2 separate regions of the Homo sapiens genome follow, and region 2 is linked to region 1. The links are chromatin loops, found by intact Hi-C in ENCODE. Cell type or tissue: adrenal gland. All regions are shown on one strand. Links, peaks and the distances in the headings refer to the core of each region. The heading gives the core; the rest is flanking DNA. Region 1 overlaps OSBP2 (oxysterol binding protein 2). Region 2 overlaps TCN2 (transcobalamin 2).

What was found. Hi-C counts contacts between places; a loop is a spot of excess contacts. Peaks named below come from ENCODE experiments on the same cell type or tissue, not always from the same donor. Only the 100,000 strongest peaks of a DNase experiment are listed, where the experiment ranks them.
Region 2: it touches region 1 in a loop (2.4-fold over the local background); 15 of 110 quality-filtered maps call a loop at or near these places.

The regions. Positions count from the first base shown.
Region 1 is chr22:30,900,518-30,912,407 of GRCh38, reverse strand. OSBP2 (oxysterol binding protein 2) reads right to left here. Exons shown (of 14, transcript NM_030758.4): 13 at 6,339-6,571; 14 at 4,595-6,211. The coding sequence ends at 6,069. It overlaps LOC107985544 (a long non-coding RNA gene), which reads left to right. Exons shown (of 3, transcript NR_146603.1): 2 at 977-1,110. It also overlaps the pseudogene EIF4HP2. Among named protein-coding and RNA genes, the nearest start is that of MORC2-AS1, 16 kb to the left of the region's middle. RefSeq lists an enhancer at 9,068-9,167. In adrenal gland, for the core only: no CTCF peak of the experiment used is centred there; no DNase peak of the experiment used is centred there.
Region 2 is chr22:30,622,141-30,634,700 of GRCh38, reverse strand. TCN2 (transcobalamin 2) reads right to left here. Exons shown (of 9, transcript NM_000355.4): 8 at 11,618-11,733; 9 at 7,430-8,241. The coding sequence ends at 8,180. Among named protein-coding and RNA genes, the nearest start is that of SLC35E4, 7.4 kb to the left of the region's middle. RefSeq lists an enhancer at 1-198. In adrenal gland, for the core only: no CTCF peak of the experiment used is centred there; a DNase peak (open chromatin) is centred at 5,934.

The DNA.
Region 1 (11,890 bases), core at 3,891-11,890:
TATTTTTTTCTTTGAAGCATTTAGATTACTTAAATTTTATGTAATTACTGATGTATTATTGATGTATTTGTATTCTCTTATTTGTGATTTTTATTCTACATTCTTTTTTCCTCTCCTCTCTTGCCTTCTTTAGATTTACTGAGCTTTTTCCCCCCTGCATTCAATGTGTTTCTTCTACTGCTTTGGAAATAATTTAGTATTGCTATTCCTTCAATGATTACCTGATAAGTTTTACATAATCTTAACTCATCATAGTCTCACTCCACATGACACTATATATTTTTTTTAAAAAAATTTAATATACTGTTTAATATGCTAAATAAAATTTAGTTATACACACATACACACACACACACACACACACACACACACACACATATATATAGAGAGAGAGATAGAGACAGAGACAGACAGAGACAGGATGATTGTGTAGCTCACTGCAGTCTCGAACTTCTAGGCTCAAGTTATCCTCCCTCCTCAGCCTCCCAAGTAGCTGGGACTACAGGCATATGCCACCATGCCTGGTTAATTATTTTATTTTTGTAGAGATGGAGTCTTGCTATATTGCCCAGGCTGTTCTCAAATTCCTGACCTCAAGTGATCATTCCACCTTGGCCTCCCCAAGTGTTGGGATTATAGGCATAAACCACCACACGTGACCTGTGGAAAAGATATTTTGACTGAGGAGAACACTAACATTTTCTTCTCTATTTTGGAGGTAATACTTCATTGTCTTCTGACTTCCTTTGGAGGCTCTCAGTCTAATCTGTTCTCGGTCTAATTGGCCTTCCTTTGGAGATGAATTTTCAGGATCTCACTCTGTTGCTTGGGCTGGAGTGCAGTGATGTGATCATAGCTCACTGCAGCCTCAAATTCTTGGGCTCAAGCAATCCTCCAGCCTCAGTCTCCTGGGAAGCTAGGACTACAGACACATACCACTTTGCCTAATTTAGTTTTTATTTTTATTTTTTTGTAGAGATGGGGTCTCTTCTGTTTTCCCATGATGGTCTCCAACTGCTGGTCTCAAGTGATCCTTCTGCCTCAGCCTCCCAAAGTGCTGGTATGACAGGTGTGAGCCACTGTACCCAGCCTAATTTATGCTGTTTGAAGGTAATTTAAAAAAATCTGCTTGTAAGATTTTGTTGTCTTAGTAATCTTGCAGTTTCACTATGTTGTATTTAGCTGTGGATATCTTTTTATTTACCATAATTAGGATTTGTTGAGCTTAACTTTGTATATTGGTGCTTTTCATGATTTCTTGAAAAACTTTTAGCCATAACTCTTCCAAGATTGCTTCTGTTCCATAAAAAATTCTTTTCTCCTTCTGAAATAGATCAGACATATGTGGGATCTTATCTTTCATGTCTTAACGTCCCTTTGATATTTTTCACCTCTTTGTGTCTCTGTGTTGTATTCCAAATTTCTTCAGATCTCACTTCTGCTTCACTAATACTCTCTTCAGCTGTGTAATCTGTTGTAAAACTATTCACTGAATTATTTTTAGTGATTTTAAAACATTTTCTTGAAATTTGTTTAGTATTTTTGAATATTTACTCTTCACTTATTTTCAAGCTGCCTTTCTGTTTCTAGAAATATATTAAACATGCTTATTTTCTCTTCTGTATCTGATAATTTTGCTGTGTGGAAGAGTTTTCTGTCTGATTCTGCTATCTGTTATTTCTGGTTGCCCTTGCTCATGGGTGCTTGTTTCCTTGTGTGTTTGGAGATTTTATACTGTGAGCTGCTCATTTTCCCTGCAGTTTCATATCTGAGGTTCTCTAAGGCCTAGAATGAAGGGGATATCTTCCAGAGAGGACTTGTTTGCTTCCCCCAGGTGACTGGGAACATTGCCAACTTCGGACCATGTTACGTTCTCTGTCAGAGGTTTCATTGAGCCATTCAGGTAGTGTGTATTTGGGCTGCAAAACTAACTGAGGGTCCACTCCTGATTACAAATTCTTAGGGGGATTTTGTTTTTCTCTGCTCAGGACCAACCTTTAAGACAAGTGATTTTTCTTGTATTTTATTTTGGATTCACCATTACATTGAAGGTATAGCCCTTGGGGGCCCCAAATTTCCTATTATATGCCCTACCTTTGGAGGCTCTTTTGAGGCAGTGAAAACTTACAGTTAAGCTCATTGGGCTTTGTAAATAATTGCAACATAAAATATTTCAGACCTTTTCTTACCTCTCCAGGTTTTCATACCCACTTAGTTTTTGGCTTGAGTATTCCTCATATTGTTTCCAGTTGATAGATGCATTTAACATTTAAAAAATTTTATCCAACCTGTCTAGTTTTCCACAAAGGAGTATTTTCTGGGAACCTAGTTTACCATATTGCCAGAAGAAGAAATCCTTCGACTGGCTGATGTAATGAATGATTTACCATGGAAAGCTTCACAACATTGAGCCATTTTCATTCTTGCATTTCTGCAGTAAACCTAATTTGGGCATGGGCTTACCAACTTGGGGTTCAGTCTTTTCTATGTGGCTAGATTCTATTTGCTGTTCTCTTGTTTGGATTTATGAAAATTCTTTTCTTCCATGAGACCGAACTATATATTCCCTTTATTTTCACACTGTCTTTATTAGGCTTTGTTGCTGAAGTTATGCATGCTGGCTAGCTTCATAAAAACAATAACTTAAATAGCATTGAGTTTGTCTCTTGTCCTGTTCTCTGTTCCACTTTGAAATGTGTCTCTCCGTTGTCCTCTCCTCCCAACTCCCTTCATGCTGAGCCATGTCCCTGGAGATGAGAGAACCTCAGGCCTTCTCTTCCCCACTTACAGAATCTGACTCCTACCCCACAGTCTGTCAGGAGCAGCAATTTGAACTCTAGAGTTTGGGGGAGGCAGGAGTTTCCTGGGTCCCTGGGCTCAGCTCTTCACCAGTTCCATTTCTGAGTCTCCTCCCAACTTGGTACTGCAGTCACGCCCCCCACTGCTCAGGTGTTGTCCCACTGAGCGTTTGCTTTAGCTGGTCTTCCTGGCCTGGTGTTGATTCTTTCGACAGCTATTCATTGAGCACTGACTATGTGCCAGGCAGTGGGATGCTACAACGTATAAGATCATGAAGCTCACAGTCTCATGAAGCTCAGTCCATTGGGGTAGGGAGGGCAGACCATCAACAAATACACTGCATGGCAGCCAGATGGTGATCAGAGAGCAGTGGAGAAAAAGGAAGCTTTGTGTCCCCAGGAGGCTTCCAGCTTGTTTGGGCATCTGCAGGTCAAGTCCACATAGTCCCCTCATCGTCCCCTGAGTTCTTGCTGGAGTGCAGTGGTGCGATCTCCACTCACTGCAGCCTCCGCCTCCCAGGTTCAAGCGATTCTCTGCCTCAGCCTCCCAACTAGCTGGGATTACAGGTGTGCGCCACCATACCCTGCTAATTTTTGTATTCTTAGTAGAGACGGGGTTTTGCCATGTTGGCCAGGCTGGTCTCAAACTCCTGGCCTCAAGTGATCTGTCCGCCTTGGCCTCCTAAAGTGCTGGGATAACAGGCGTGAGCCACTGCACCTGGCCCTATTTTTTTTTTTTTTAATTATTCTCTCATATAAATGTCACAATCAACTTGTCAAGCTTTTGAACTATATTGGTAGGATTTTAATAGGGATCATGTTGAATTTGTAGGTTTGGGACTAACATAACTGAATGTGAACCTAGCTATGAAGATGTATTTTCCCTCTTAACTCAGGTCCTCTCTGTCATGTCCATAAAGGTCTTTCACCTTGTGGTTTTGTGTCTTTTTGTCAGATGGCCTATGTCGTAGATCTTTTTTTCTATTACATTTTCTATTCAGTGATGGCTGGTGTATGTGAGACCACTGAGTGTAGGTTGATCTTGTGTCCTGCTGGTCAGAGTGGTCTTTCTAAAACATTGCCCTGATGTCAATTTCTGTTCAAGCTCTTCAGAGCCCTCTCTTTGCCTCAGTAGACTGGCCTTTGTCCCCTCCCTTGCCCTCTGGGTCAGGTGCATCCTGAAGTTCCGCCTCACCTCTATTCCAGTGAGACCTGCCCCACCAGCTCCTCAGCCGGGACCCCCCGCCAGCGGCCACCTCCCCACAGATGGGGAAGCCTAGCCAGGGAAGGAGCTGTGCAGGGCCAGCCCCAGATCCCACAGGGCTGGGGTTGGAGGCAGATGGTGAGAGCGCTGGCCCTGATGCCCCTGGGGTGCCCTGCTCTACCCATCCCTCACCTGGAAGTGCAGCCCAGGCTGCTGCTGTCAAGTGATATGGAACTCACCAGGACTGGCCTTCCCCCTGGAGGCCTCCCACTAGACAGCTCCAGGAACTGAAACACGGGAGGGGGCTGCTGGTGGTCTCCACCTGGCTAAAGCACTGCCCTTCCAAAGAGCAGAGCTAGGTCCAGGCCAGCCCTGTGGCCGCAGCATCAGGGCAGCCTTTGGCAGAGCTGCGACCCTCTCCCCAGCCCTTTGGGCAGTTTCCTGGGTCTCCTACCTCCTCTGTTCCCCTGACCCCCCTGCTGTTTCACCCCATGCTCTACCCCCATGCCACCTTGTAGGCTATCACCTGTCCTTCTACATTAGTCCCCTCCACCCAGATACACAGAGACTGAGGGACAGGGCAGTGGAAAACTCCAAAGCCAAGGTTTTTTATTACTGGTCAAAAGGTGCTCGCTAACAAAACAGTGTTGGGGAGAGGTACATTCCACAGCTCTGTAGGAGCCCCAGTGGGGCCATCCTGCCCCACCCCGCCCCGCCTCTCCAGTGGGCATTGTAAGGCATTTCACACATTGGTGTTTTCACTTTTTTTTTTTATATATATAAAAACAAAACCAGTCCTGGAGTAGAAAGAAAGACCCTGTGATGAACTTTTAGGACTAAACTGAAATGGAAAGGATTGGAGTGTGGGATTCTGAGGGGCTGGGTCAGTGGCCATGGTGGTCCAGCCCCCCATGGTTGGCAGAAGCCGCTGGAAGGGGGCATGAGGAGAGGGAAGGGCACAGCTCACATGAGGGCCAAACTCAGACAGGTGCACCCGTCTTCATCATTTTTTCACTTTTACATACTGTAGAAATTTAAGCAAAATAGCTATTTTATATATATTTATATATCTCATATATATATATATAAATTAGGCAAATAAAGAGTTCAGGGGACACTGAGATGGGGCACCCCTAGGGGCCTCCTAGGATGAGGAGGGATGCAAGGTCTCTGGTGCCCAGGTCACCAGCCCAGGCTGGGCCAAGGGTTTGTTCATTATTGCTGATTTGGGGCCTGGGTCTCAGGGCGGGGAGCACCTGCAGGCCCTGCCTTCCAGCCCTTCCTGGCCTCTTGGGGCTAGGGAGCCACCCAGGCTGGCTAGGGTGAGGCCAGGGACTGCTGCCCTCAAATCCACATGGGGGTTACCATCAGTACCCCCTCCTGCATCTGTGGATGGGAGCTCCAGAAACTCTGTGCTCTGCTGGGCTGGGGCAGCCCCCTTCTGTTTTGGGCTCTGTGGGGCCTTGGCAGGTGGGGGTGTGGGCAGCTCAGATACCATCGAGGACTTGATATGTTGAGCTACAAAATTCTCCCAACTCAAAGCGGTCTGGCTTCCTGATGTCTTAAAAATAAGGGGCTCTTGCCAGGACACTTTTGTGGCAAGAAAGCACACTTGGAAAGCTGTCTGCTAAGTGCGGTACTAAAAATATTTACTAAACATCATGGCTGGAAAGAAATGGAGATCATTTTTCTAAAAAAGTCGAAGAGGCTCCCTAGGAGGGGCCAGTTCCTCCCTGGGTTGGGGGCTGGTGATTTGCGCAGCCCATGGCCCGGGCCAGCCGGCCTGAGTTGTGGTAACTGGGGCAGGGGTTCCGGTAGGGCCCAGGTCCATAATGAAGGGGCACGGGTGACCCGGCGCACCTGGGGGCTGGAGAGAACCCAGGTCAGCCCTTCCTCCTTCCAAGGTGGGAGTCCCAAGAAAGTGTGGGGAGAAAAAAAAAATAGGAAAGGAAATAGGAAGGGCTGGGAATGGGCTGGGAGAAAGACCATTCAGTACTAAATTGAGTGCATTAATGAACAGGTGGGCCAGGCTGTGCAGGCGCCTGTATTTGTTGCAAGGGTGGCGCTCAGAAGATGTTGGGGCACATATGCCAGTCTTGCTTCTCCTTGGCCTCCCAGTAGCCGCCCTTGTACACACAGGCCATCTCCCCGGTCAGCGGATCCAGCCTCTTCTCAAACCACAGTGGCGTGTAGGCATCCGCCTCCTTCTCTGCTGGGCAGGCACAGTGGGCTGGTGGGTGGGCTTGTGGCCTGCTCCCCCGGAATCCGTCCCTGCGGCACCCCCACCCGGGCACCCCTTTCCTCCCCTCCGGGGCGCCCTTCCCGCCCGGCCTCACCTTCCTCCGAGCTGCAGCTGCTGCCCGGCCCGCAGGCCTCCAGCCGCCGGCGCCGCGACAGGCGCTGCTTCTCCTCCAGCCGCTGCTTCTCGGTATTGGCCTCGTCCCAACGGCCCTTCTCCATCAGCCGCTGGTCGGGCCGCAGGCGGCTGTCGGTTGGCGCTACGCCCTCCTCGTGCTCGTTGAGGGTCAGGGCCAGCTCTGAGAAGTAGTACATGTTCTCCGCGTTCTCCCTGTGGCGGTGGTGGTGGCGGTGGCGGTGGCTGCGGTGTGAGCCGGACCACACCTACCCGGCCGCCCTCCCCTGCCTGGCGGTGTCTCCTCCCGGGTCGCCTCACCCTCCAGCTCCCCGCGTCCAGGACTCCCTCTGGCCTTGGGCCCACCCCAGTGAGCCCACCCGGCGGAACCCAGTGGCTGCAAACAGCTGCCTTCTGCTCCCCACACCTCCCATGCTCACATGGCCAACCTGCCGCTGTTTTGCCACATTAGACTTATCTGGGAATTGCCTAGCTTAATATTTCTTGGCTTTTCTTCTTTTCTATTATGTTTTTTTTTCTTCTTCTTTTTTGAGACAGTTTCACTCTTGTTGCCCAGGCTGGAGTGCCTGGCTTTTTTAAGACAGGGTCTCCGCTGGGCACGGTGGCTCACGCCTGTAATCCCAGCGCTTTGGGAGGCTGAGGCCGGTGGATCACGAGGTCAGGAGTTCGAGACCAGCCTGGCCAACATAGTGAAAGCCCGTTTCTACTAAAAATTAGCTGGGCATGGTGGCAGGCACCTGTAATCCCAGGTAATCTACTCAGGAGGCTGAGGTGGGAGAATTGCTTGAACCCCAGGAGGCCGAGGTTGTGGTGAGCCGAGATCACACCATTGCACTCCAGCCTGGGCGACAGTTCGAGGCTCCGTCTAAAAAAAAAAAAAAAAAAAAAAAAAAAAAAGACGGGTCTCGCTCTGTGGCCCAGGCTGGAGTGAAGTGGCCTGATGCTTCGCTCACTGCAACCTCCGCCTCCTGGGTTCAAGCAACTCTCCTGCCTTAGCCTCCTGAGTAGCTGGGATTTCAGGGCATGCCCCCACACCCAGCTAATTTTATTGTATTTTTAGTAGAGATGGGGTTTTGTCATGTTGGCCAGGCTGGTATTGAACCCCTGACCTCAATTGGTCTGCCTATCTTGGCCTTCCAGAGTGTTGGGATTACAGGCATCAGCTACTGTGCCCAGCCCATATGGGGATTTTTCTAGTCATTTTTTTCTAGTATAATTGCCTTGGAGTCAGACAATATACTTGGCATAATTTCAGTCCTTTGAAATTTGCTTTATGGCCCAGTATATGGGCAGTTTTTGCACACGTTCCATGTGATTGAAGAGAACAGTTGTTGAGTGCAAGGTTGTATAACTGTCCAGCAGGCCTTGTTCATACTTTCTCTACTTGGGTTGTAGTTAGTCCATCTTTCCTAATGTGTGTATATATATATATATATTTTAATTATGTAAGCATTTCTTTTGTTGAAAAGATCCTTCAAAAAATACCATATCCATAGATTTACTTTCTGTCATATAGCTGAATGTGTTGTGTTTGGAATTCCATTCTTACATTTAAAAATCAACTGGATTGCCCAGAAGTTTAGATGCATTTGTTTTGTTTATCTTATCCATGTTGAAGATGTAAGTAGATGATCTGAAAGCATCAGGTTTGATTACACCACATAATGCATGTCTTTCTTAAGTATTGGTGTTACAGAAATGGTTCTTATCTCAGAAGCAGAGAAGCTGACAGGTGGAAGGAAGGAGAGAGAGTTCTGTGGATTGCGGAGGGCTTGTAACAAAGATACAGTAGGAGAAGCCAAGGATGACAGCTGGTGACCAATTACTAAGCACACTACACTGGGCGCCCCAGGCTGCCCTGCCATCACCCTGCAAGGGTCTCTTTCCTAGGCCCTTGCTGCCAGCCACCCCCCAACTGCTCCCCAAAGGGAAGACTGGGATTTGGGTACTGAAGGATTTTTCATCTGTTCACACGCGGGCGTTCAAGCTCAAAAGCCTAACCACTACCACTCCCAGGTAAGTGCTGAACCCTGCACATGGGAACAACCAAGTGTGTCCCCAAGATGCAGCCTCAGACCTAGACAGCTACAGTCCTATACGATCATCTGAAGGTCCTGACAGCTCTGCACAGTACAATTTCATTTATCAAGGGAAATGAGTAAAGTGCCAGATTCTAGACCCATTTTGGCTATGAATTGAAGGGGAGGTGGGAAGCACAGTATCTCATTATGTTGCCTGTACTAGGAACAGATAAACACAAACACACAGGCAACAGGGATTTGGGGAAACACCGTGTCAGCGCTGCAGTCAGCCAAGCGCAGTGCCGGCGCTATCCCCCAACCCTCAAAGTGCCTTGGCCCAGGAGAAAAGAAACCCGCTGGCCATTCACTGCAGCTGGCCAGAGAGGGGAACCTCGACCATGTCTGGTGAAAGGAGTGAACTCATTGGGACACAGCCTCGAAAAAGCAGTAACAAAAACACGTGAATGCCTACGAACATTCACTGTGTTTTCTCCGTGGACTCCCTACTGCTATTCCACGGTCTCCACTTTCAGCTCTCGCTGTTTCTCGTGTGAGCCTATCCCTTTGGACAGTCCACTTTGGGAGGGGGTCATGGAGCCAGGGCTCCCTCTCAATAGGAATGGAAAGGACCCTGCAAGAATCAACACCTATTTTTATCCTAGTTGTGAAAACAAGGTGCCTCCAATTCTCTATGTCCATCACAGCTGAATACCAACAAGGTGCAGTTCAGTCTGTCAGTGACTTCTGGTTTTTGTTGGAAGCCAACGCAATACAGAACTCAACATGCAGGTCAGAAGAGAAACACTGAGGAAGTGAAAGGAAACACCTGGAGTCGGGCCAATGTCTAAAGTAAAAAGAGAAAGCAAAGGAGAAAAATGATGCAGTACCGCAGCCCAAACGACTCCCCCACATGGCCACCTCCGATCCTCTGGGGAACCCCATGTGCTGCTAGGAAAACGAGCTGGGAGGAAAAGGACAGAAGGAAAATGGGGAAGCAGTGGTAGAAAGAAAAAAACGCACAAACAGGCACTAGATAGATACAGCAAAGCCCAGAATGTACTAAAAACCACTTGTTGACAGCTGGCATGCACTCACAACAAGCTGTGTTTCCACTGTGGGGAGGCCAGTGGCAGGTATGGGAGTGGAAGCTGCAGGAACATGGCCCAGGGGTTCACCAGGCTGTGGTCCTGCTCCAACCCCCCATGTTCCATTCCCTCCCAACCGCAGGCTCATTCTTGCTCCTTGTGAACGAATTCCACTCTGGGTCTGGCACCCCTGAAGATAGCAGAGTTGGGATCGGCTACTTCATTGAGGGGCGTCACAACATTCGAGGTTTAAGCTGGAGTCGTGGTCTTTGTGCTCTTCCCTCCTCTGTCGGTTCTTTGAAATCCATGTTGGATCGTGGAAGGGAGGACCATCTCTGAAGTGGCTGCCCAGTTGGGGGCCTGTTTCCCAGTCACCTGGGTGACTACCTCCCCTGCCTCCTAAGAAGTCATCCCTGAAGCTTCGTCATCTGGTACACCTTTTCTGAATCCAAAGCCACCTTTATCTTGTTTTCTGCCTTCTGCAATGTCCACATGAAGTGACTGATTGCCCAACAGTGCACCATCGTATGTCAAGCTTCCTTAAGGGAATCCACTTCATCGAATTCTATATAGCAGAATCCTTTAAATTTATCTGTGTCTTTGTCTCTGACTACCCGTACACTCCTTATGCTGAGATCCTTAAAGATAGCATCTATGTCGCCCTGAACCATATTAAAAGGTAGATTCCCTACATATGCTGTGTGTGGGGCTCTGTGAGCGACTCCTTCTGGCTACGGGAACCATGGCCACCAGTACTGCCGTGGGACCCTCTGTTTTTTTTTTTTGGTTTTTTTTTTTTCGTTTTTTTTTTTTTTCTTATATTGCTAAGATTTACCTACGTTGCTTCATGTTACTGGGGTTTAGTTTTAGCTACTGTATATATTCCTTCATGCGAATGTACCACAGTTATTCATTCAATAAATTTGTGTTGTTTCCAAGTTTTTGTTATTGGAATAGTCTCATGCATAAGTCCTGTTGTACATTTGCAAGAATTTCTCGAGTATATTTTTACAAGTAGAATTACTGGGTTATGACTATGTGATTGTTCATCTTTTTTTGTGGGGGGACAGAATTTCACTCGTCGTCCAGGCTGGAGTGCAGTGGCACCATCTCGGACACTGCAACCTCCACTTCCCAGGTTCAAGCACTTTTCCTGCCTCAGCTTTCCGAGTAGCTGGGATTACAGGTGTGTGCCACCACGCCTGGCTAATTTTTATATTTTTAGTAGAGACAGGGTTTCACCAGGTTGGCCAGGCTGGTCTCGAACTCCTGACCTCAGGTGTTCCACCGGCCTTGGCCTCCCAAAGTGCTGGGATTACAGGCGTGAGCCACCACGCCTGGTGGAAAGCCAAACTGTTTTCCCGAGTGTTGTACCAATTTACAACTTTTGCCAGCAGCAATGTATCAGAGATATTGTAGCTCTACAGCTTCTTCAACATACATGTTTTTTATGTGATGACTGGCCATATATGTTTTTTCTGCAAAATTCTTGTTCATGACTCTTGCACATTTTCCCATTATTTTTACATTAATTGTTGATTAGAAGTTCTTTATGTGGGCTGGGCATGGTGGCTTTTGCCTGTAATCCCAGCACTTTGGGAGGCAGAGGCAGGCAGATCACCTGAGGTCAGGAATTTGAGACCAGCCTGGCCAACATGGCAAAACTCCATCTCTACTAAAAATACAAAAATTAGTCGGGCGTGGTGGCGCACACCTGTAATCCCAGCTCCTCAGGAGGCTGAGGCAGGAGAATCGCTTGAACCCGGGAGGCGGAGGTTGCAATGAGTCGAGATCACATCACTGTACTCCAGGCTGGGCGACAGAGTGAGACTCCATCTCAAAAAAAAGTTCTTTATGTGATCTTTTAAAAATTTTTATTTTTAACTATGATAAAATACTCTGTATTCTTGATAATAATCCTCTGTCAAGTGTAGGTAGATATTATGATTACCTTCTCCAAGTTTGTTTATGCATCGTCTTTTCACTTTCTTTAAATTGCCTTTTAGTGAGTAAAAGTTCTCAATGAACAAAAGTATTTTAATATGGTCAAATATATGAATGCTTGTGTCTTAATATTTCCTTAGGGTCTAAAAGATATTTATCCTTTTCAACTTATTAAGTCATTGTTTACAATAAGTCAAACAATATTACTGTAAGGCCATTATTTGATTTTCTTTATAACGTGAGGGAGGGATTAAGTGCATCTTTTTCCATAGGGATTCATTTGGTGAGCCATTCCATCTTCCCACAAGATCTGATATGCCACCTTTGTCATATATCAGAGGTACATATATCCATGGGTCTGTTTCTGGGCTCACTAATCTGTTCCATTAGAGTTTCAAAATAAAAATCCTGGTATCTAGTAGGGTAAGTCCTCTCTGGTCTTCTTCAGAAATGTCTTGGCCCTT
Region 2 (12,560 bases), core at 2,277-10,276, 280 kb after region 1:
GACCCAGCTCACCCCTTGCCTGTTGTCTAACCAGCAAATCCTTGATGACAGCAACCTGTCTTGAGACACAAGATCTCAAAGGGGTACCGCTGAACCCAGCCCGCTGCGCCCTCTGGTGGCCAGGCGCTGAATATAGCCCTCAATCCCCATCCCAATCACAGGACGCGGGTTTAAAATCCCCAGCCTCAAAGGAGGCCTGCTGAATCAGAGGCTCTCTGTCACGGGTGGGCCTGGGAATTTACATGGTCACATTTGCCTCTGTAAGTCCGACGCCCGCTGGAGCCTGCAGATCTCTGCTGAATAGCCTAAGCTACAGCGCAGGGGGTGCAGATAGGGAAATTTCCAGGCCAAGGACCAAAAAATGGTGGCATTTAGTGTTTCTCCAGAAAGGGTTGTGGAAAGGAAACTAAGCCAGCCAAAGCGGATGGCCCCTCTCCCGCACCCCCTTGCCATTTCCTGAGGAAGAGAAATCTGGGACCCCTAAGGGTTATAATTATCTTTGATATTTTGTCAGGTTTTTTTGTTTGTTTGTTTTCCAAGACCGAGTTTCGCTCTTGTTGCCCAGGCTGGAGTGCAATGGCACGATCTCAGCTCACTGCAACCTCTGCCTCCCAGGTTCAGGTGGTTCTCCTACCTCAGCCTCCCGAGTAGCTGGGATTACAGGCGTGCGCCACCAAACCCGGCTAATTTTTGTATTTTTAGTAGAGACAGGGTTTCACCATGTTGGTCAGGTTGGTCTCAAACTCTTGACCTCAGGTGATCCACCCACCCTGGCCTCCCAAAGTGCTGAGATTACAGGCGTAAACCACCACGCCCAGCCTGGATTTTGTCAGTTTTCTAGTAAGTCTCCTTTAGTAAAAAACAATAGTCTGGGTACAGTGGCTCATGCCTGTAGTCCCAGCACGTTGGGAGGCTGAGGCATGAGGATCACTTGAGCTCAGGAGTTGGAGACCAGCTTGGGCAACAGGGCAAAGCCTCGTGTCTACAGAAAATACAAAAATAAGCTGGGAGGCTGGCCGAAGAGGTTCACGCCTGTAATCCCAGCACTTTAGGAGGCCGAGGCTGGCGGATCACTTAAGGTCAGGAGTTGGAGACAGCCTGGCCAACATGGTGAAACCCCGTCTCTACTAAAAATACAAAAATTAGCTGGGTGTGGCGGTGGGCGCCTGTAGTCCCAGCTACTCAGGTGGCTGAGGCAGGGGAATCGCTTGAACCCGGGAGGCAGAGCTTGCAGTGAGCCAAAATCACACCACTGCACTCCAGCCTGGAAGAAATCGCACTACTGCACTCCAGCCTGGACGAAAGAGCAAGACTGCATCTCAAAAACAAACAAACAAACAAACAAACATGAGCTTGGCATGGTGGTGTCTGCCTGTAGTCCCAGCTACTCAGGGGATTGGGAGGGAGGATCCCTTGAGCCCAGGAGATGGAGGCTGCAGTGAGCTAAGATTGCACCACTGCACTCCAGCCTGGGTGACAAAGACCCTGCCTCAAAAAAAAATTTTTTTTTTTTTTTGAGAGAGTCTCGCTCTGTCGCCCAGGCTGGAGTGCAGTGGCACGATCTCAGCTCACTACAAGCTCCGCCTCCTGGGTTCATGCTATCCTCCTGCCTCAGCCTCCTGAGTAGCTGGGACTACAGGTTCACGCCACCACGCCCGGCTAATTTTTTGTATTTTTAGTAGAGACAGGGTTTCACCGTGTCAGCCAGGATGGTCTCGATCTCCTGACCTTGTGATCCACCCGCCTTGGCCTCCCAAAGTGCTGGCATTACAGGGGTGAGCCACCGCACCCGACCAAAACTTTTTTAAATTTAATTAAAAAATAATAAGAGAGAAAAAACCAACAACAGTAATATTTTTTTTTTGAGATGGAGTTTCGCTCTTGTCACCCAGGCTGGAGTGCAGTGGCACAATCTCAGCTCACTGCAACCTCTGACACCCCCCGACCCCGGGTTCAAGTGATTCTCCTGCCTCAGCCTCCCAAGTACCTGCCATCATGCCTGGCTAATTTTTGTATTTTTACTAGAGATGGGGTTTCACCATGTTGGCCAGGCTGGTCTCGAACTCCTGACCTCAGGTGATCCACCCACCTTGGCCTCCCAAAGTGCTGGGATTACAGGCATGAGCCACCTTGCTCAGCAACAATAATAATTTATATATACATAAATTTTATTGCCCTCTCCCTCTCCCTCTCCCCACGGTCTCCCTCTCCCTCTCTTTCCACCGTCTCCCTCTGATGCCGAGCCGAAGCTGGACTGTACTGCTGCCATCTCAGCTCACTGCAACCTCTCTGCCTGATTCTCCTGCCTCAGCCTGCCGAGTGCCCGCGATTGCAGGCACGCGCCGCCACGCCTGACTGGTTTTCGTATTTTTTTGGTGGAGACGGGGTTTTGCTGTGTTGGCCGGGCTGGTCTCCAGCTCCTAACCGCGAGTGATCTGCCAGCCTCGGCCTCCCGAGGTGCCGGGATTGCAGACGGAGTCTGGTTCACTCAGTGCTCAATGTTGCCCAGGCTGGAGTGCAGTGGCGTGATCTCGGCTCGCTACAACCTCCACCTCCCAGCTGCCTGCCTTGGCCTCCCAAAGTGCCGGGAGTGCAGCCTCTGCTCAGCCGCCACCCCGTCTGGGAAGTGAGGAGCGTCTCTGCCTGGCCACCCATCGTCTGGGACGTGAGGAGCCCCTCTGCCTGGCTGCCCAGTCTGGAAAGTGAGGAGCGTCTCTGCCCGGCCGCCATCCCATCTAGGAAGTGAGGAGCGCCTCTTCCCAGCCGCCATCCCATCTAGGAAGTGAGGAGCGTCTCTGCCCGGCTGCCCATCGTCTGAGATGTGGGGAGCGCCTCTGCCCTGCCGCCCCGTCTGGGATGTGAGGAGCGCCTCTGCCCGGCCGCAACCCCGTCTGGGAGGTGAGGAGCGTCTCTGCCCGGCCGCCCCGTCTGAGAAGTGAGGAGCCCCTCCGCCCGGCAGCCGCCCCGTCTGAGAAGTGAGGAGCCCCTCCGCCCGGCAGCCACCCCGTCTGTGAAGTGAGGAGCGTCTCCGCCGGCAGCCACCCCGTCCGGGAGGGAGGTGGGGGTCAGCCCCCGCCCGGCCAGCCGCCCCGTCCTGGAGGTGAGGGGCGCCTCTGCCCGGCCACCCCTACTGGGAGGTGAGGAGCCCCTCTGCCCGGCCACCACCCTGTCTGGGAGGTGTGCCCAGCAGCTCATTGAGAACGGGCCATGATGACAATGGCGGTTTTGTGGAATAGAAGAGGGGGAAAGGTAGGGAAAAGATTGAGAAATCGGATGGTTGCCGTGTCTGTGTAGAAAGAAGTAGACATGGGAGACTTTTCATTTTGTTCTGTACTAAGAAAAATTCTTCTGCCTTGGGATCCTGTTGATCTGTGACCTTACCCCCAACCCTGTGCTCTCTGAAACATGTGCTGTGTCCACTCAGGGTTAAATGGATTAAGGGCGGTGCAAGATGTGCTTTGTTAAACAGATGCTTGAAGGCAGCATGCTCGTGTCATCACCACTCCCTAATCTCAAGTACCCAGGGACACAAACACTGCGGAAGGCCGCAGGGTCCTCTGCCTAGGAAAACCAGAGACCTTTGTTCACTTGTTTATCTGCTGACCTTCCTTCCACTATTGTCCTATGACCCTGCGAAATCCCCCTCTGCGAGAAACACCCAAGAATGATCAATAAAAAAAAAAAAAAACAAACAAACAAACAAAAAAAAAACCACGGCCTTTGTTATGTTTCTTAATCTCTGTAAATTAGCATAGATGCCATCTCCTGTCTCCCCTCCCCCATTTTTGACATTGTCATGTTGATAGACCAGGTCAATTTTTCTTTAGAACTCTTCTTCTGGGTTTATCTGATTTTTTTCTTCGTGTTGTATTTCCCTGTATTTCTCCAGTGTATAACCTGTATATCACCTGTATTTCCTGTAAACTAGAAGTTATATATGAAGTCTTGACTGTATCAAATTAAAGAATTTTTAAAGCAAAAAAAAAATAAATAAAAATAAATAAATTTTATTTTATTTTTAAGATAGAGTCTTACTCTGTCACCCAAGCTGGAATGCAATGGCACAATCTTGGCTCACTGCAACCTCCAACTCCCAGGTTCAATCAATTCTTCTGTCTCAGCTTCCAAAGTAGCTGGAACTACAGGTGCCCACCACCATTTACAGCTAATTTTTGTATTTTTAGTAGAGATGGAGTTTTGCCATGTTGGCCCGGCTAGTCTCAAACTCCTGACCTCAAGTGATCCCCTGCCTCAGCCTCCCAAAGTGCTCAGATTACAGGCATGAACCACCACACTTGGCCCACAATAGTAATTATACAAAACGAAAACACCTTGTACCTTCTCAGAGCTGAGCTGATGGGGAGTGGTTGATGGTGAAAATCTGTCTCCAAGATCACCATGAAGCGGCTCCCACTTGCCCTGCCTAATGACAGGTGGCTCTGAAGACTATGGATTAAGCAAGCGAGGCCTGGACAGGCCTTGGTGGAATGGAGAGGATGGCACACCTTGGGGTGAAGGGAGTCTGAGGGCAGAGCCCAAAGCAGGTGACCCAGCAGCACCATCCTCCATGGGAGCCCAGAGGGGCCAGGGCACATGGGAGGGGCTGTGGCTTCCTCAGGCCCAGTCTCAGGGGGCAGGGAGGTGGCATGGTACAATGGCAAGTGTCGGCACTGGGGTCCAAGGTGGGGGAATCTCAGCTCTGCCACCCACAGACACCACCTGTGGCCAGGGTGGAGGGCTTCATCCCATCCACTCCTTACTGTTCCTCCTGGAGGCAGGCGCTGTATTATCCCAGTTGCAGATTAGAGGGCTTGGTCAGCTGCAAAAAGCAAGAAGCCAGGGACACGCAGCTTGAGTGGTGGCAGGAGATTTGGACCCGGTCTCCGTGTGGCTCTAGGGCCTCAGCATTTTTTTTTTTTTTAAGATGGAGTCTCACTCTGTCACCCAGGCTGGAGTGCAGTGGCACAATCTCGGCTCACTGCACTCTCCGACACCTGGGTTCAAGCAATTCTCCTGCCTCAGCCTCCTGAGTATCTGGGATTACAGGCGCCTGCCACCACGCCCAGCTAATTTTTGTAGTTTAGTAGAGACAGGGGCTCACCATCTTGGCCAGGCTAGTCTTGAACTCCTGACCTTGTGATTCACTTGCCTCGGCCTCCCAAAGCTTTTTTTTTTTTTTTTTTTTTTTTTTTTTTTTTTTTGAGACAGGGTCTTGCTCTTTCCCCAAGGCTGGAGTACAGTGCAGTGGTGTGATCATACCTCATTGTAGCCTCCAGTTCTTGAGCTCAATTGATCCTCTTGCCTCAGTCTCCCAAGTTGCTAGGATTACAGGCGGGAGCCACTACCCCTGGCTACTTTAAGCCTCAGCTTTTAACCTGCCTTGACCAACAGCCAGCAGGACTCTCAAGAGGATACTCCCACGTGGAAGAATGGGGGGCTAGGGCATTCAGCTCCATTCATGGAGAATGGCAGGGGGCTTCTTTGCATTCCCTTGGGGTTCACCCAAAAGCCCATAGTAGTCTGCCCTTGCCCACAAACTCCCCAAATCCCTCAAATCTGAATGTGCCCTTTGGAGGCCCAGGCTGCTGCTGTGGGAAGCAGGTGATGCAGAGAGGCTTTACGGGATGGGGGCGAGAATCGATTTCTGGCAACCTTGCTGCAAGGCTGAGATGGGCCTCTCCTCTTGTCACTGCATGTGCCAGCAGATCACTCCTGGGGCCTCAGTTTCCCCATGTGATCTATGATGGTATCGCGTGCTATGTAAACCAAAGCACCATCCCACAGCTGTGTTAGGAAACAGGCTTAGTGAGCTGAAGGGGCTTGTCTGGAGCTATTAGAGATCTAAATGCAGGCCTGACATAGACCTGCCTCCCAGTCCCAGATGGAGGGCCTCTGGACTCTTACCCTGTTATCAGGCCACGCACTCAACACGACTGTCCCCTCACTCACACTGTTTCTTGGGATTCCTGCCAATTGTGCCAGACTAGACAACTGACCCAGTGTCCCAGAGACTCAGTGGCGTGGGACACAATCTAAGAGGGAGCTTGAACTGGAAGGAGGCCAAGTCTCTGCCAGGACCATGCCCAGAAGCAGCTGACTGATGGGAAAGAGGCAGAGAAGGCCTGAGGGCAGTGGAGGTGAGGGAGCGCTGAGCTCCAACTTCCATTTCACTACCTCCCTTGGCTGCCCCTGAGTTTGGCAGGCTGGGTCTTTTCAGCAAATATCTTTTTTTTTTTTTGAGACAAGAGTCTCGCTGTTGCCCAGGCTGGAGTGCAGTGGTGCAATATTGACTCAAGCAATTCTTGTGCCTCAGCCTCCTGAATAGCTAGGATTACAGGTGCACATCACCACGCCTGAGCTAATTTTTGTATTTTTAGTAGAGATGGGGTTTCTCCATGTTGGCCAGGCTGATCTTGAACTCCTGACCTCAGGTGATCCTCGTCCTCCCAAAGCGCTGGGATTACAGACGTGAGCCATTGCACCTGGCCCAATATAAAGAAATGTTTTAAATTGCTTACTTCCCCTATCTTCTCAGACCCTAAATGTTTGAAGATGGTGCTCTAGGTGGTTTAATATGCGGCTTCAAGGACTTTGAGTATGTCACCATCTCTTCCAAGGCATGTGGACGCAGACCTGATGGGCTGTTCATCAGAGGGCCCCACTGAGGACAGGACCTCTTCCTAACCTTGGTGGGGTGCAGCATAGGGGGTGCCTCGCTGGGCTGAACCCCCTCTTCAAGAGGGCAGCCCAGAGCCCCTAAGCCCCCAACCAATGAGAGGCAGGATCCCTGCGTCGTGGCTGCCGAGGCCTGGGGTGATGCCCTAATGGTGCCTTGTGGAAAAGCAGGGAGTGAGACCCTAGCTTCTGGGTCCCAGGGCTCCAGTTGAGTTGGGGCTCTGCCATACGATTATAACCATCATCGAAGCCCCTCATTTTCAGTATTTTAGTGGAGGAGCTGCAAGGCTGCCCCAGGCCAGGTCTGTGTCCCCTGAGCCAGGTTCCCCCAGCATCACTGCCTAGTCTGTGACCTTGGTGAGTCACTTTTCCTTTTTGAGCACCAGTTTCCTGATTTTTTTTTTTTTTTGAGAGTGTTTCTCTTCTTGCCCAAGCTGGAGTGCAATGGCGTGATCTCGGCTCACTACAACCTCCGCCTCCAGGGTTCAAGCAATTCTCCTGCCTCAGCTTCCCAAGTAACTGGGATTACAGGCATGCAGGCATGCAACACCATGCCTGGCTAATTTTTTGTATTTTTAGTAAAGATGGAGTTTCACCATGTTGGCCAGGCTGATCTCAAACTCCTGACCTTGTGATCCACCTGCCTTGGCCTCCTAAAGTGCTGGGATTACAGGCGTGAGCCACCATGCCCGGCCTCCCAGTTTCCTGATTTGTAAAGCACAGATAAAAATGAAAATATCAACAACCTCACAGAGCAGTTCAAGATAGTATCTAGCGAGTGAGTGCTCAGTCATAGTAGTGGGTGCTCAGTCAGTAGTCAATGTCATCACTGCTGGCATTCCCATCACTCCCCCAATGCCCACATGGCGGCTCAGGCACCCTCCACTCCTCCCTGATGGGGTTACTTCCCCCTTCTCTTGTCCCTGCCCCTGCACCTGAGGAGTATGAGGCACCAGGCCACTGTAGCAGGTCCACAGGCCATCAATGCTTTAATTTTGTCAGAGGCAGGCACTGAGCAGCCCTGCTGAGGTCTCCCCAGCTACTGTGCCACAACCAGCTCGGAGCTGCCACTCTAACAGCAGAGTGGAGAGCTGGGGTCAGGGCCATAGCCCCCGGGCTGAGGAGGCCTTCTTGCAGGACCCCAACCACAGAACGAGTGGTCTTCACAACACCTGCGGCCTGCGGACTCCGTTTTTTGCCAAGGAGTCTGAGATGCTTCATGCCCATCAGACCATGGGGTGGCCTTCATGGGAGACCTGCAGGGCCAGGCTGGCCAGACTTGGCCAGAAAGACTTCCCAGGGAAGATGCTTGGCTCTCTGCTCCAAGGTGGGCCATGGTATAGGGCCCTCGAAGGGCTTGTGGCTGGGGTGATCCCAGGGGGCATTGCTCAAAGTGCACAGGAGGTGGCAGCAGGGTCAGGCGAGTTCCTGTTCCAGGGACATCAGGAGGGAGGGTAGAAGCCTAGGGAGTGTGCGAGGCTGCTGGGATGAGGGAGCTCAGGGGCTACCAGCTAACCAGCCTCAGCTCAATGGTTTCTCCATCCTTGGGTCTGTAGTCAGCAATACCTGCAGAAACAGATTGAGCAAGGAGGGGCGAATTGGGCAGAATATCGCACCCCGCAACCTCATCTTCCAGACCCCCCACCCTGAGGCTAGAGTCTGTAAGAATCCACCTGGGGCTTGGTGGTGGGAAGCTGGAACCTCCCTAAAGCCTGCTCAAAGACTCTGAACTCAGCTTCCCACAGGGTTCCTGAGGCCATGACCTCATCTGGTAATAAAAACACCTGACAGGCAGGGCCACTGTCTTTGTAATACCCTAGGGACCATCAGGAAGAGAAACTTGCGCAGTGCAGTCTGGAGAGAGAACCAGGACCACGCAGAAGTCTCCCAGGAGTCAGCTTTCACTCACTACACAGAATCCAGGCTCTAGGAGGACGCCTGGATTCAAGCCCCAGCTCTGTCATTCATTACTGCTGTGACTCTGGACAAGTTATTTAACCTCTGAGTGAGTGTCGCTGCTCTTGTTGGTGATGTGGGAATGCAGCCTGCAGGGGAACTGAAAGGGCCCTTTGAGATAGCCAGGTGTCAGAAATGTTTCCTTTCAATGGAGGTGCTATGGTCTAAAATGTCTGTGTCCCCCCAAAATGTATATGTTAAAACCTAACCCCAAAGGTGATGGTATCAGGAGGCCTTAGGGCCTTTGGGAGATGATTAGGTCATGAGAGTAGAGCCTCATCAATGGGATAGGAAAGTGCCATTATAGGCCGAGCAGGGTGGCTCATACCTAGAATCCCAGCACTTTGGGAGGCCAAGGCAGGCAGATCACTTGAGTTCAGAAGTTCGAGACCAGCCTATGCAACATGGTGAAACCACATTTCTACTAAAAATACAAAAAATTAGCTGGGCTTTGTGCCATGGGCCTATGGTCACACGTACTCAGGAGGCTGAGGTGGGAGGATCGCTTAAGCCAGGGAGGCAGAGGTTGCAGTGAGCTGAGATTGTGATACTGCACTCAGCGTGGGTGACAGAGTGAGACCCCCATCTCAAAAAAAAAAATTTTTAAGTACCATTATAAAAGAGGTTCCTTCAGCAGGCAAGGGCCAGGAAAATATTTTTTTTTTTTAAATTAAAAAACAAGGCCCCAGAAAGTTGCCATGTTCCTTCCACCATGTGAGAACACAGCCAGCAGGTAACACCAGAAAGTGGGCCCCCATCAGACACTGAATCTGTCAGTGTCCTGATCTGGGACTGCCCACCCAACCTCCAGAACTGTTAAGAAATACATTTCTGTTATTTTATTTCATTTTGAGATGGAGTTTCACTCTTGTTGCCCAGGCTGAAATGCAATGGCGTGATCTCAGCTCACGGCAACCTCCGCCTCCTGGGTTCAAGCGATTCTCCTGCCTCAGCCTCCTGAGTAGCTGGGATTACAGGTGCCCGCCACCACCCCCAGCTAATTTTTTGTATTTTTAGTAGAGACAGGGTTTCACCATGTTGGTCAGGCTAGTCTTGAACTACTGATCTCAGGTGATCCACCTGCCTTGGCCTCCCAAAGTGCTGGAATTATAGGCATGAGCCACCGCACCCGGCCTCATTTCTGCTGTTTATAAGCCACCCAGTTTATGGTATTTTGTAATAGCAGCTTCAATGGACTAAGACAAAAGAGAACTCAAATTATAACTCCCATCCACTTTCCACCCCAAGGAAGATAGAGGAGTGATTTATGCAACTGGTTGATTTGGGAAGAATAAACTAGGCATGTGTAGCCTGGGCGCTATTTTTCTCCTGGGAGCGGGCTTCCTTCTAGACTCAAGGGCAGAGGGGGAAGGAGATAGAGGCTACAACTGCCCAGGTCTGCTTCCTGGCTGGGTCCACCTAGCTCTCACCCTCCTGTCTTTATCAGTAATAGAACTGGCCAGACTTGGGGTCTCCATCTGTAGCTCCTATTTTTTATTCCTCAATTTATTCAGAATGAGGGCAAGAAAAGAATGCTTTTTTGTGGGCTCCCTCAGAAAGTCCCACCTTCTCTATAAGCACTCGCCACAATGCTTGACACATGGTAAGTGCCCCATAAAAGTTCTTCAGGGGTGGAGTATCAAAGCAACTTAAATAACAAGAGTAGGAACAGATGACTTTTAAGGGTCTGTTTGCAGGCCAGGCGTGGTGGCTCACGCCTGTAATCCCAGCACTTTGGGAGGCTGAGGCAGGCAGATCACTTGAGGTCAGGAGTTTGAGACCAGCCTGGCCAACATGGTGAAACCCCGTCTCTACTAAAAATACAAAAATAACTGGGCATGGTGGCACACACCTGTAATCCCAGCTACTTGGGAGGCTGAGGCAGGAGAATTGCTTGAGCTCAGAAGGCAGAGGCTGCAGTGAGCTGAGACCTCGCCATTGTACTCCGGCCTGGGCAACAGAGCAAGACTCCATCTCAAAAAAAAAAAATATATATATATATATATATGTGTGTGTGTGTGTGTGTATATATGTATACATATATATGTGTGTATATATGTATACATATATATGTGTGTATATATGTATACATATATATGTGTGTGTATATATGTATACATATGTGTGTGTGTATATATGTATACATATATATGTGTGTATATATATGTATACATATATATGTGTGTATATATGTGTGTATATATGTGTGTATGTATGTGTATGTATGTGTGTGTATATGTGTGTGTATGTGTGTGTATATATGTGTATGTGTGTATATATGTATACATATATATGTGTGTATATATATATACATATATATGTGTGTATATATATGTATACATATATATGTGTGTCTGTATATATATATATTTCATATATATGTATACACATATATGAAATTTTTAAGTTATACATGTGGGCAACATTAAATTTCCACTGGATAGCATGGCTCCATTTTTTATGAAAAACTTACTGCCATATTTTTAAAAAGTATCTAGAAGAAAAGTTAAGTAATTTTGGCTGGGTGCGGTGGCTCATGCCTGTAATCCCAGAACTTTGGGAGGCAGAGGCAGGCAGACCACTTGGGCTCTAGGAAGGCTGAGGTGGAAGAATCACATGAACCCAGGAGGCGGAGGTTGCAGCGAGCCGAGATCATACCGCTGCACTCCAGCCTGGGCAACAAGAGCGAAACTCCATCTCAAAATAAAAGACGTTATTCCTAGGTAGTATATCCTAGGTGATGTTAATTTTCTTCTAGTTTTTTTTTTTTTTTGTAATCTGTCTGGTTTCCTAGAATTTCCACAGTAACTTGCATAAAAATTCTAAGGCTTCAGTTCAATATATTATATCCAACTTTGAGCATCAGTGATTTTGTGAAGGTGTGGCCCAGGAGGGTGCTAGGGAAAGCTGGGGTGAGTTGATGAAGCCTCTTGGCTGAGTAAGCTTGGGGTAGGGGACACATCCAGAGTGTCAGGCCATGACTCACCTTGCAACAGTGGGGTGTTGGGGTCTCGGAGAAGCTGCCAGAACTCCCTTTCTCCGGCCGCTTTCCCCATCACGGAGGTTAAGTAGGGGCCTGACAAGGAGGCCTGTGTTTCATATCTACAGAAGGGAAAGGCAAATGGGGAGAGAAGAGGTGGCTGTTGTCCCTAAGGGGAGAGGCAGTGCTCACCCACAGCAGCAAAATCCCTTCCAAGCTCTTTGGGCCGACACTCGTCAAACCCTTCCCAGGCCACCTGGCCACAGGTCTGTGATCTCAACTTCCACCTCCTTCCCCTCCAGACCCCCGATCCTGCCTGCTCAGGCTTCATCCTCTCCACGCTGACCATGACCATGGCCTCCAGGAAAGGGGCATCTATTATGTTATCAGCTCAGCAGTTGTCCCCTCTCTGGGGGGCTGATGTTATGGGGGATGAGAATCAGAAGCTGCTGGTGTCACCTAGAATGTGTACAATGTACAACGAGAGAGGGTGAAGCCTGCATACAGAGACAGGCAGGGTCATGGGAAGTGGAGGCAGAGACACCTGGCAGTGGCACTGGGTCTCTGTGGCTCAGTGGCATTCCCCTCTTCTCGGGGCTGCATGGCTCAGCCTCCTCTCTGATTCTACATGCTCTACACCCGCTGTTGTGGAGAGGCTTGGAGTTCGGTTTCTGGCCCTGGCAGCCAAGAGACTCCTCAACTCACACTCCCCCTTCCCTGAGCTTCTGGCCTTCAACTTTGAGTTTCTGCACTCCGTCTGGATGCCACTGCCACAGGAAGCCTCTTAAAACTCCGTGGGCCTGGGCCAGGCACAGTGGCTCAACCCTGTAATCCCAGTACTTTGGGAGGCCAAGGCAGGCAGATCACCTGAGGTTGGGAGTTCGAGACCAGCCTGACCAACATGAAGAAACCCCATCTCTACTAAAAACACAAAATTAGCCAGGTGTGG